2 separate regions of the Homo sapiens genome follow, and region 1 is linked to region 2. A link is a loop called in an ENCODE intact Hi-C map of the cell type or tissue named here. Cell type or tissue: PC-9. All regions are shown on one strand. Each heading gives the region's core, and the rest is flanking DNA. Links, peaks and the distances in the headings are about the cores only. Region 1 overlaps PADI1 (peptidyl arginine deiminase 1). Region 2 has its middle 9.4 kb from the start of PADI2.

Region 1 (5,372 bases), core at 132-5,131, 86 kb before region 2:
GAATCCCTACACTGGTACTCTTCAGAGTGCGGCTGGCCCCAGCGCACCTGGCTTAGGGCTCAGCCTCCCCTCTCCTCCTCTCCTCCCCTCCCTCCCCTCTCCTCCTCTCCTCCCCTCCCTCCCCTCTCCTCTCCTCCTTTCTTCTGTCTACACCCACTCCCTTGGTTTTCTCCACCTGCCACATCAATATGGTTAGAACTCTCAGACTTCTTGCTTTCTGAGTTTCTCCCTGGGTGTCTACCAGGCATTTTATTTTATTTATTTTTTATTTTTTGAGACAACGTCGTGCTCTGTCACCCAGGCTGGAGTGCAAAGGCATGATCTCAGCTCACTGCAACCTCTGCCTCCTGGGTTCAAGCGATTCTCCTGCCTCAGCCTCCCAAGTAGCTGGGATTACAGGAGCTCACCACCACGCCAGCTAATTTTTGTATTTTTAGTAGAGATGGGGTTTCGCCATGTTGGCCAGGCTGGTCTTGAACTCCCGACCTCAAGTGATCTGCCAACCTCGGCCTCCCACAGTGCTGGGATTACAGGCGTGAGCCACTGCGCCCAGCCCTACCAAGCATTTTAAATTTCACACATCCAAAGCCAAACTCCTGCTTCCCCATGCCCACTCCTTCCCCACTCCTTTCAAACCTGCTCCTGCCCAACCCACCGCAAGTCTGTCCATAGCAGCTCCACCTTCCAATTCAGCCTCACCTCCTCTTGTTCCCTCACTCGCACAGCCAGCCCCTCAGCAAATCCCATCAGCTCCACCTTCATAGCAACTGCAGACCCTGACCGCTCTCACCTCTGCCACAGCTCACATCCTGTCCAAGCCACCAGTTGCTTCCATGTGGATTTTTATCATAGGCCAGTGACCTGCTTCCCCTCTCTCCCCACAGTCCAGCTTCAACATAGCAGCCAGAGGGACCTTTTAAAATAGAAGTCCCGTTGCATCCCTCCTGCTCAGAGGCTGTCACCAGAGCCTGTGTGGCCTCCCAGGCTTTCCTGACCCATTGCTTTCCCTCCCCACGCCCTCTTGCTTGTTCCTGCCGTTCTTCAAGCATGCCAGGGCTGCAGCTCTGTCTGTCCGGAATGTTCCTGTCACCAATCCCTGCGGTCCGCCCAGCCCCTCACTTCCTTCTCTCAGGGTAGCATACGAGGCCTTTCTGATGTACCCTTCTTGCCTGTTGCAAATGGCGTGACACAAATGACACCATGAGTCTGGTTCCCCAACCCCAGCTTCATTCCAGCCCATGGCACCGGCCACCTCCCAGCCACCTGACAGAGCACATATCTGCTCATTGCAGTCTCTCCCTCTAAAATGCAGAGATTTTTTTTCTGTTTTATGCTGTCTGCATCGCTGCTGTCATCTCTGCATCCAGCTTAGTGCCTGGCATGAACCAGGGGCACAATCAACGCGTTCTGGACAAGGACACAGCGACTCAGGATGGTGGAGTGGCTTTCTCAGGACTGCCCAGCGGGGAGGTGGCTGAGTCATGATTGAATCCAGTCGGCCTGGCCCATGAGTTCCAAGAGCAAGTAGCCACAAGCCCAGGGCACCCAGCTGGCAGCAGAAGGGTTTCTAGCTCATGGGTGACTCCTGCTCCACCCCACTCAGGGACCACCGGTGCCAGACACAGCCCTTTCAAGGGAAGCAGGACTCTGTGGAGCCAATCCCTAGCTTTGGGCAAAAGTTGACATCTCTAAGTCACAGCCCCCTATTTGGAGTCTTGGTAGAAAATGATGATGATGATGATGATGACGATGATGATGATGATGAAAGAAGGGGGAAGAAATGACAGGTACAATTTCTCTGGGGCTATCAAGACCCTCCAAGCCCAGCCTAGCTTCCTGTAGTCTAGATCTGCTCCCTCCCCACCCCAAACTTGCTCAATAGCTCACACCTCTGTTCACCTCTCTCTGGGGTGCTGGGCTCCTGGTCTCAGTGTCTCCCTCCCCTGTGAGTAACAGATGAGTGGGCAGTGCCTAGAGGGGTCAGGCCTTGGGGGAAATGTGGCTTCCTGCAGGAGACACCTGCTATGCAGGTCTGAGGCCCAGGGCCACTCCCACAGGCATGGGGAGGGGCCTATTCTAGTTCCCAGCCCCACTGCCTTCAAGACTTGGTTCCCATCACCCCCATCCAGGTCAGCTTCAGCTACAGAAGAGCGGCAGGTACCCCAGCAGGAGCTTTGAAAACCACCAGGAAGAGGCAGGAGGAGGGGTCTGCTTATTCTCTCTGGCACCCAAGCAAGGCAGGTTATGCCGGGTGAGCCCTGCGCTGCCTTTGATTCTCATTCCCTTGGCATCCTACCCCAACCCTTGCCCCGGGGCTGGGAGACGGGGCTTATACTGCCTTTCCTTATCTCTCAGGTGCCCAGATCTGTGGGCCTGGTCATGGATGAAGGGCTGCCCTTGGGAGGTGTGACAGGCAGGAGTGGGAGCTTGTGGGGAGCCCCAGGCCACCCTGCAGTGGGCTGTATTGCGCCAGCTTTCTGGAGCTGCTCCCGGCTTCCTCCAAATCTAATAATCCTCTCCAAGATGCTTCTCTTTGGTGATGTCTCATGATGTAGCCCCCAGACCTAACCAACCCCCAGATATGCAGTACTGGCATGTCCCCAAATGCACAGTCAGGTGAGGTCACAGATTTGAAAGCACCCCTCCAAATAAAAAAGGCCAAATCATTACCACTACAGGAGTCACCCTGTCAGGTGTCTTGGTAATCACTGTTATATCATCATGGTTTCCACTGTTATGCTGATGAGCCTGCCCCTCACCAGGCTGCTCCCCCATCTCTGCTGGGCCAAGTCATGGGGCGGGGGGCAGGGGGGTCTTTTGCATTCTTCAAGACCCACTTCAAATGCCACCTCTTCCATGGAGTGAAGTGTGGGTTCTGTGTGGAGCATGGCCTCCAACTGGGTCACTCAACTGCCTCGATTTTCCTCCGCTGTAAAATGGACACAATCCCAAGAGCTACTTCCTAGACTGTTGGAGGGATTCCCTGAGATGATGACTTCTCAGCGTTAGATGCTGTCACCATGGTTACAATTACTCTTCTCAGAATCCCCAGACAGCCCAACTCACTCCAGCCAGAAACCTTATGTGCTTCCTCTGTGCCCCCATGGCCCTGGTTCAGACCTTCCTGGGGGCCACTTCACATCTCGTCTGCGCCGCCCAGAGCAGCGTCCTCCTACTCACCCTGCAATGCCCACCAACCTCATGCCCACAGCAGGGCCAGTTGCATCAGGTTCAATAGAGAGGTTATGGGCAGAATGGGGTGAATTCTTAGAGAATCTCACAAAAGGAGACGCGGAGGGCGGGATGAGGAGTGTAAAACCAACTACTCTCCACCCCTGCCCGCCTCCTGTGGTAAGGTGCAGGTTCACCCACTGGTTATGGCATAAGGCAGCATGTTCCATGGGTTCTAGTGGGGCAGGGAAAGAGCCTGCATTTTCAAGCACCTGCCGTGTGCCAGGCACGTGCTTAGCTTTTGCTATCCATGATCTCATCTAGACTTCACTCCAACTCCTGCTCCCCGACCAAGGTAGGTGTTACTTGTCACAGGGTAATGACGGCCGGTAATGCAGGAGTAAAAGAATTTACCAGGACAGCTGTGTGTAAAGGAAAGCAGATTGATTACAGAAAGTAGGAAAATACATCGCCAGAGACACAAAAGTCAGCCTTCAAGAAAGAAGCCTCTCTCTGGGGTGAAGCCGACTGCAAAGAAACAAAGACTTGCTGGGGATTTTATAGGACGATGTTTATCTGTCTGTTGAAGAGGGCTTTGTGCAGTACTGATTATGCCCAGGCCGCGGGGAGCTCAGTTGCAGGGGTCTGGTGAAAGCTGGGTGCAGGAAGATTGTGAGTTACTTGCATAGGAGGGCAATGCGTCCTGGACCATGAAGAAAGGCAGGCTTGGAGCTGATCAGCTTTCTTTTCTTTTTTTACTTTTCCCTGCTCCTACCAGCCTGGTAGGAGATTACGTCCCCACTTCACAGATGAAGAAATCTCGGAGAAGTTAAGTAACTTTACTCAGGTCACCCAGATAGCAAAGTGAGAAGCTGTCCTGGCTGGTATTAAAATGAGTGCGTGTGTGCCCTGAGCATGCCCTTGTCGGGGACTGGAAGGAGGAGACGATCAGGGATGTCGGAAGGAAACAGGAATGTGTTGAGAGAGTGTGCAATTCGAGCTCCTCTGCATGGCTCTTTGGCAGCAGGCCAGGGAGGCCTAGGGAGGGTGGCGGCACCAAGGCAGGAAAGCCACAGCCCCCTGGCCCCACCACACACCCACATCTTACAGCGGCAAGGCGAGGGGGGTGGTGCCTGTGATCTTCTTGTCCTTGTCTGCCCTAAAATGACAGAAGAGACCAGGGAGCATCTTGCATAGCATAGGCCTTGGGTCAGAGACGGGCCTTGGAGGTCATCCCGGCCAGCCCCCTGCCCACTCCCAAAGACTGACAGCTCACTACCTCACACCCCTCTCTGCTTTGACAGTTCAGGTAATTAGAAAGCTTTTCCTTTTGCGTGGCTGCAACTTGCTTCCCAGAAGCCTCGGCCCACTGGGGCTCCACCGGCCAAATCTTAGGTCAACAGCTCAGAAATGTACCACCTGGTCTCTAGGGAGAAGAGAAATACAGCAGTCACAGAGGAATGCTTCCCTGCCAACTGTCCTATCCTGCACTTTGGACATGGCCAGATCCTGGGGGCAGAAACTGAGTGGGTGGGGGTGGGGGCCAATGTGCTCTTGGGGGTCGTCTGGGGCACTGTGCTGGATGAGTGGTGGGGGCAGGAGGGGGAGAATCAGGCAGAATCGGACGAAAAGGCTGAAGAGCAGGCACTGCTGGCTGAGCCTGTGGCTCCCCTGCACGCCTGGCCAGGATCTGGCCTGCCAGGAGCCCCACAGGTGCCAGCCGCTAGGTGTCCTGGAATGAAGCCACAAGAAATGCCGTAGGGTCAGGCAGCAGGGCCCAGCAAATCTCCTGGGGTGACCAGCTCCGTGGGTGATTCTGCCTGGAGCCAGGGATCTGCCTGGAGGCTGATAGTCCCGGGGTACTGGCCGCCACCCCGTGAGCTCCAGCTAAAGGCCAGCAGCTTCCCTGGGGCACACAGGGCTCCCATTAGTGCTGCCAGTGGCTCTGCCTCAACGTACCTTCCTGGGTAGCTACTGTACATCAGGTCCCATGCTGGGCACCAGGAAAGCAGAGACAAATCATCCTTGGCTTTGCCCTTGTGGGGTCCACAGAGTCTACGGAGGGTTTTTACTCCATTCTCTGATTCCATCCCCATGGCCCCTGCCTGCTAATAGGGGAGTGATTATTCTTCTCCCCATTTTACAGAAAATGAGCTGAAATACAGAGAGGTCACACAGAGGGTGATGGGGCACAGCCGTGC
Region 2 (5,372 bases), core at 79-5,078:
GGAGAAACCCCGTCTCTACTAAAAAAAAAAAATTCAAAAATTAGCCGGGCATGGTGGCGCATGCCTGTAATCCCAGCTGCTCAGGAGGCTGAGGTAGGAGAATTGCTTGAACCCAGGAGGTGGAGGTTGCAGTGAGCCAAGATTGTGCCACTGCACTCCAGCATGGGCAAAAAGAGCGAAACTCCATCTCAAAAAAAAAAAAAAAAAGAAAGGGGAACGGCCACATACAAGTCCAAAACCCAGCAAGGCAGACATTAAATCTTAAAACTCCAAAATAATCCCCTTGACTCCATATCCTACATCCAGGGCACTCTGCCACAAGGAGTGGGCTCACAAGGCCTTGGGCAGCCCCAGCCCCATGGCTTTGCTGGGTGGGCACAGCCCACGTAGCTGCTATCACAGGTTGGAGTTGAGCTTTTCCAGGCTGAGGGTGCAAGCTGCCAGTGGCTCTACCATTCTGGAGTCTGGAGGGCAGTGGCCCCATTCTCCCAGCTGTGCTAGGCAGTGCCCTTGTGGGTACTCTCTGTGGGGGCTCCAACCCCACATTTCCCCTCACCATTGCCTTAGTAGAGTCTGTCTTCTGGGGCTCCATCCCAGCGCCATATTTCTTTTTGTCTTTTTTTTTTTTTTTTGAGACGGAGTCTCACTCTGTCACCCAGGCTGGAGAGCAGTGGCACAATCTCGGCTCACTGCAACCTCCACCTCCCAGGTTCAAGCAATTCTCCTGCCTCAGACTCCTGAGTAGCTGGAATTACAGGCACCCACCACCACACCTGGCTAATTTTTGTATTTTTAGTAGAGATGGGGTTTCACCATGTTGGCCAGGCTGCTCTCAAACTCCCGACCTCAGGTGATCCACCCACCTCGGCCTCCCAAAGTGCTGGGACTACAGGCGTGAGCCACTGCACCCTGCCAATGCTTCTTTTCATTTTTATTTTTTTCTTGCTTTTAGTATTTTGCCAAGGCTGGGTCATCCAGGCATTACGCTTCTTATACAGCTTGCAGGACTATGAGCTGAATAAACCTCTTTTCCTTATCAATTACCCAGCCTCAGGCATTCCTTATAATGCAAAGTGGACTAAAACACCAATTGAAACCAAACAAGTGGTGAAGCTACCTGGGAGGGTATTACTTAGCCCCAGATCTGACTTAAGAAATAGGAAATGCATATGCTGAACCCTGGGGACACAGACTATGCCACCACCCTTTTTAGGTTATGGGAAATCCTGTTTAAATGACTAACAATAGGACTTGTGTCCTATCAAGACCTTGGACAAAACCTCCATCCAAGCCTGAAGTTTCCGTGGACATTAAGGAATCTTAGAGGAGGTAGGAACCCCAAAAATGGGTTGGAAAACTAAGCTCGAAATTTTCTTGGTGTGACAACATCATTGCCTTAGTAGGCTCTCATTTTTTAAGCTTGACAAGAATTGAGCAAAGAAATGTTTCAGAGAATCAAACAATTTCAACTTTGGAATTTGAAATATTTTTAATATTTAAGAGAATATGGGCTATGTTAAGCTTGTCCAACCCTTGGCCAGTGGCTTTGAATGCAGCTGTAGCTTTAAATGCGGCCCAACACAAATTCGTAAACTTTCTTAAAACATTAAGAGATTTTTTTTCAATTCTTTTTTTTTTTTTTTTTTTTTTTTAGCTCATCAGCTATCATTAGTGTTAGTGTATTTTATGTGTGGCCCAAGACAATTCTTCTCCTTCCAGCGTGGCCCAGGGAAGCCAAAAGATTGCACACCCCAGTCTGTGTGAATAAAAAGTCAGTCTTAAGGTTTTAATTTAAATACACAAATGAGGCCGGGCACAGTGGCTCACGCCTATAATCCCAGCACTTTGGGAGGCCGAGGTGGGCGTATCGCCTGAAGTCAGGAGTTGGAGACCAGCCTGGCCAACATGGTGAAATCCTGTCTCTACTAAAAATACAAAAATTAGCCAGGCGTGGTAGTGGATGCCTGTAATCCCAGCTACTTGGGAGGCTGACAAAGGAGAATCGCTTGAATCTGGGAGATGGAGGTTGCAATGAGACGAGATCATGCCACTGCACTCCAGTCTGGGCGACAGAGCAAGACTCCGTCTCAAAAATAAAGTAAAATGCACAAATGAATCATTGATTGATTTAGACTTGTGATATTTTAAGTTGAAATTTTACTATGCTTGACAGAAGTGTTAAAAAGTTATAAAAATTTGAATTCATGATAAGCATAAGTTACCAGATTTCTAAGAATAATTTAAGTGCTTGAGAAAGTTGTGTTTGTTATTAAGGCAACTGAAGTATTTTTAAAAGAAATTGAATATGTTAAATCTATACATGCAGTTAAAAATGTTTAACTGTGTGTCAACCTGAAATAACCAGGAGCGTCAGAGTCTAATTTAAAAAGAGTTTAGGCCAGGCACAGTGGCTCACGCCAATAATTCCAGCACTTTGGGAAGCTGTGTGGATCCCTTGAGTCCAGGACTTCGAGACCAGCCTGGGCAACGTAGTGGGACACCGTCTCTACAAAAAATTTTAAAAATCAGCCATGTGTGGTGGCCCACACCTGTAGTCCCAGCTACTGAGGCTGAGGTGGGAGGATCACTTGAGCCCAGAAGGTTGAGGCTGCAGTGAACTGTGATTGTGCCACTGCACTCCAGCCTGGGCAACAGAGCGAGACCCTGTCTCAAAAAATAATAATAAAAAAAAATGTAAAATACACCAAAGTAAAATAAAATAGAGTTTATTCAAGCACAAGATTTGAGAACGGCCACCCAGAAACCTCAACTCCAAAGTAATGAACTCAGCATTCCGAAGTAGGGAAGTGAAGTTTTCATTTATAGAGGCAGGGACAGAGGAATTTTTAGCCAGATAACAACATTTTTCATACTAGGCTGGCGCATAGTTACAGCCATTTGACTGGTTATGGGCAGTGTTTCTTTTGGCGGAGGGCATATTTCACATTTTTTGTGAAGGGTATGATAGCTATGCGTTTCCTGTCATCTGTTCTACGCAGAGCAGGACAACAAAGGGGAAGTAGATGAGTCACAGGGTCATTAATTAAGAAGGCAGGAGGGTTTTGTCCCTGCTGTTCTTTAATTCTCTCTGGTCATTGTACAGAATAAGAAAAATAAGAAAGTGAGTTAATCTACAATCTGAGGAATAAAAGGCACATGACTCAGATCCCAGTCACAGCTCTCTCAAGGCTGAAGTGTGTCGGGGGTTCTGACAGATTTTAAATTATATTTTCATGCATGTTTAATTAGCCAAGATTGTCAATGGAACCAAATATTCAGTTGTATCATTTTAATAATTTTATAATAATTTTTAAAGTTTTTTTTTCTTTTTGAGACAGAGTCTCGCTCTGTCGCCCAGGCTGGAGTGCAGTGGTGCAATCTCCGCTCACTGAAACCTCTGCCTCCCGGATTCAAGTGACTCTCCTGCCTCAGCCTCCCAAGTAGCTGGGATTACAGTCATGCGCCACCATGCCCAGCTAATTTTTGTATTTTTAGTAGAGACAGAGTTTCACCATATTGGCCAGGCTGGTCTTGAACTCCTGACCTCAGGTGATCCACCTGCCTCGGCCTCCCAAACTGCTGGGATTACAGGCATGAGCCACCATGCCTGGCCCACTAAAGTTGTTATATTTTAAAAGAATACTTTTCCTAAATTTTTTCTTAAATTTTTAATCGTGGTAAAATATACATACCATACAATGTGCCATGTAAGCTATTTGTAAGTGTTCAGTTCAGCAGAGTGTTAGGTACGTTCACATTGTTAAATGCAGCCAATCTCCAAGACTCTTTTCATCTTGCAAAACTAGAATTCTACGCCCACTAAACGACAATTTGCCATTCCCCTCTCTCTTCAGCCCCCAGGGCAACCTCCTTTCTACTTTCTGTCCCTGTGAATCTGACTATTGTAGGTACCTCATTGAAGTGGAATCATATAGGCCAGGCACAGTGGCTCATGCCTGTAATCCCAGCACTTTGGGAGGCTGAGGTGGGAGGATTGCTTGAGCCTAGGAGTTCAAGACCAGCCTGGGCAACATAGTGAGACCCCATCTCTAGCAAATAAAAGAAAAAAGTGGAATTTGTCCTTAAGAGAAGATTTTTAACTTGAACTCAAAGCTAAAGTGGGATTGTTGAATTTGAAATGACAGTAAGTGGAATAATAATTTTTGAAAACCAAAGGAGATCCTTTTTTTTTTTTTTTTTGAGACAGGGTCTCACTCTGTCACCCAGGCTGGAGTGCAGTGGCCGACCTCGGCTCACTGCAACCTCTACCTCCCAGGCTCAAGCAATCTTCCCACCTCAGCCTCCGGAGTAGCTGGGACCACAGGCACACGCCAACACGCCTGGTTAATTTTTTTGCATTTTTGGTAGAGACGGGGTTTCACCATATTGCCCACGCTGGCCTCCAACTCCTGAGCTCAAGCGATCTGCCTGCCTCCGCCTCGACCTCCCAAAATAGTGAGATTACAGACATAAGCCACCGTACCCAGCCTACTATCTTTTTTTTTTTTTTTTTTGAGACAGAGTCTCGCTCTGTTGCCCAGGCTGGAGTGCAGTGGCATGATCTTGGCTCACTGCAGGCTCCCGGGTTCACACCATTCTCCTGCCTCAGCCTCCCTAGTAGCTGGGACTACCGGCGCCCGCCACCACGCTCAGCTAATTTTTTTTTGTATTTTTAGTAGAGACGGGGTTTCACCGTGTTAGCCAGGATGGTCTCGATCTCCTCACCTCATGATCCGCCCACCTCGGCCTCCCAAAGTGCTGGGATTACAGGCGTGAGCCACTGCGCCCAGCCCATTATCTTGTTTAAACCTCACAACCACCTGGGAAGGAGGTGCCATGATTAACCCCCATTTCACAGATGAGAAAACTGAGACTCAAGTGAGATGACTTGTCCAAGGTCTCCTAAGCCAGGAAGGGCTAGGATGTCAATCCAGGTGGACTGATTCTCGAGATGGAAAATGTGACCACATCATGGGGTATGGCAGAAATGATTATAGCGCCTTCTTCCAATGTGGTTGTAAATGACTGCGTGATGTTCTTCCTACACAAGGGTGTGTGTGTGTGCATGTGTGTGCATGCGTGCGTGTGTGTGTGCACGTGTATGTGCGTGTGTGCATGTTGTGTGTGTGCATGTGTTTGTGAGCATCCGTGCATGTTTTTTGCTCCTGCTAGGTTGCTCATAAGGATGGACCTGTGTCCCCACTCCCACCCGCACAGCACCTGACTCTGTGATTTGTTTATCAAGTGATTTTTAAAACGAATCAACGACCCAGGCTCACAGGACAAAGGCACTGAGGTAACAGGACAGGCCTGAAGGATGAGACACAAAAGACCTCCCTCTTTTACCAACTGGCTCTGCGCCCTTCGGCCGG

What was found. Hi-C counts contacts between places; a loop is a spot of excess contacts. Peaks named below come from ENCODE experiments on the same cell type or tissue, not always from the same donor. Only the 100,000 strongest peaks of a DNase experiment are listed, where the experiment ranks them.
Region 1: a loop joins it to region 2, with 11 times the contacts of the local background. A loop is called at or near these places in 4 of 110 quality-filtered maps.

What each region holds. Positions count from the first base shown.
Region 1 is chr1:17,211,772-17,217,143 of GRCh38, reverse strand. All of the region lies in intron 1 of PADI1 (peptidyl arginine deiminase 1), which reads right to left. Among named protein-coding and RNA genes, the nearest start is that of PADI1, 9.3 kb to the right of the region's middle. In PC-9, for the core only: no CTCF peak of the experiment used is centred there; DNase peaks (open chromatin) are centred at 1,473, 2,113, 4,123, 4,913 and 1 weaker place; H3K4me3 peaks cover 1,452 bases; H3K27ac peaks cover 4,529 bases.
Region 2 is chr1:17,126,203-17,131,574 of GRCh38, reverse strand. No RefSeq gene overlaps it. Among named protein-coding and RNA genes, the nearest start is that of PADI2, 9.4 kb to the right of the region's middle. In PC-9, for the core only: no CTCF peak of the experiment used is centred there; a DNase peak (open chromatin) is centred at 3,034; H3K27ac peaks cover 3,327 bases.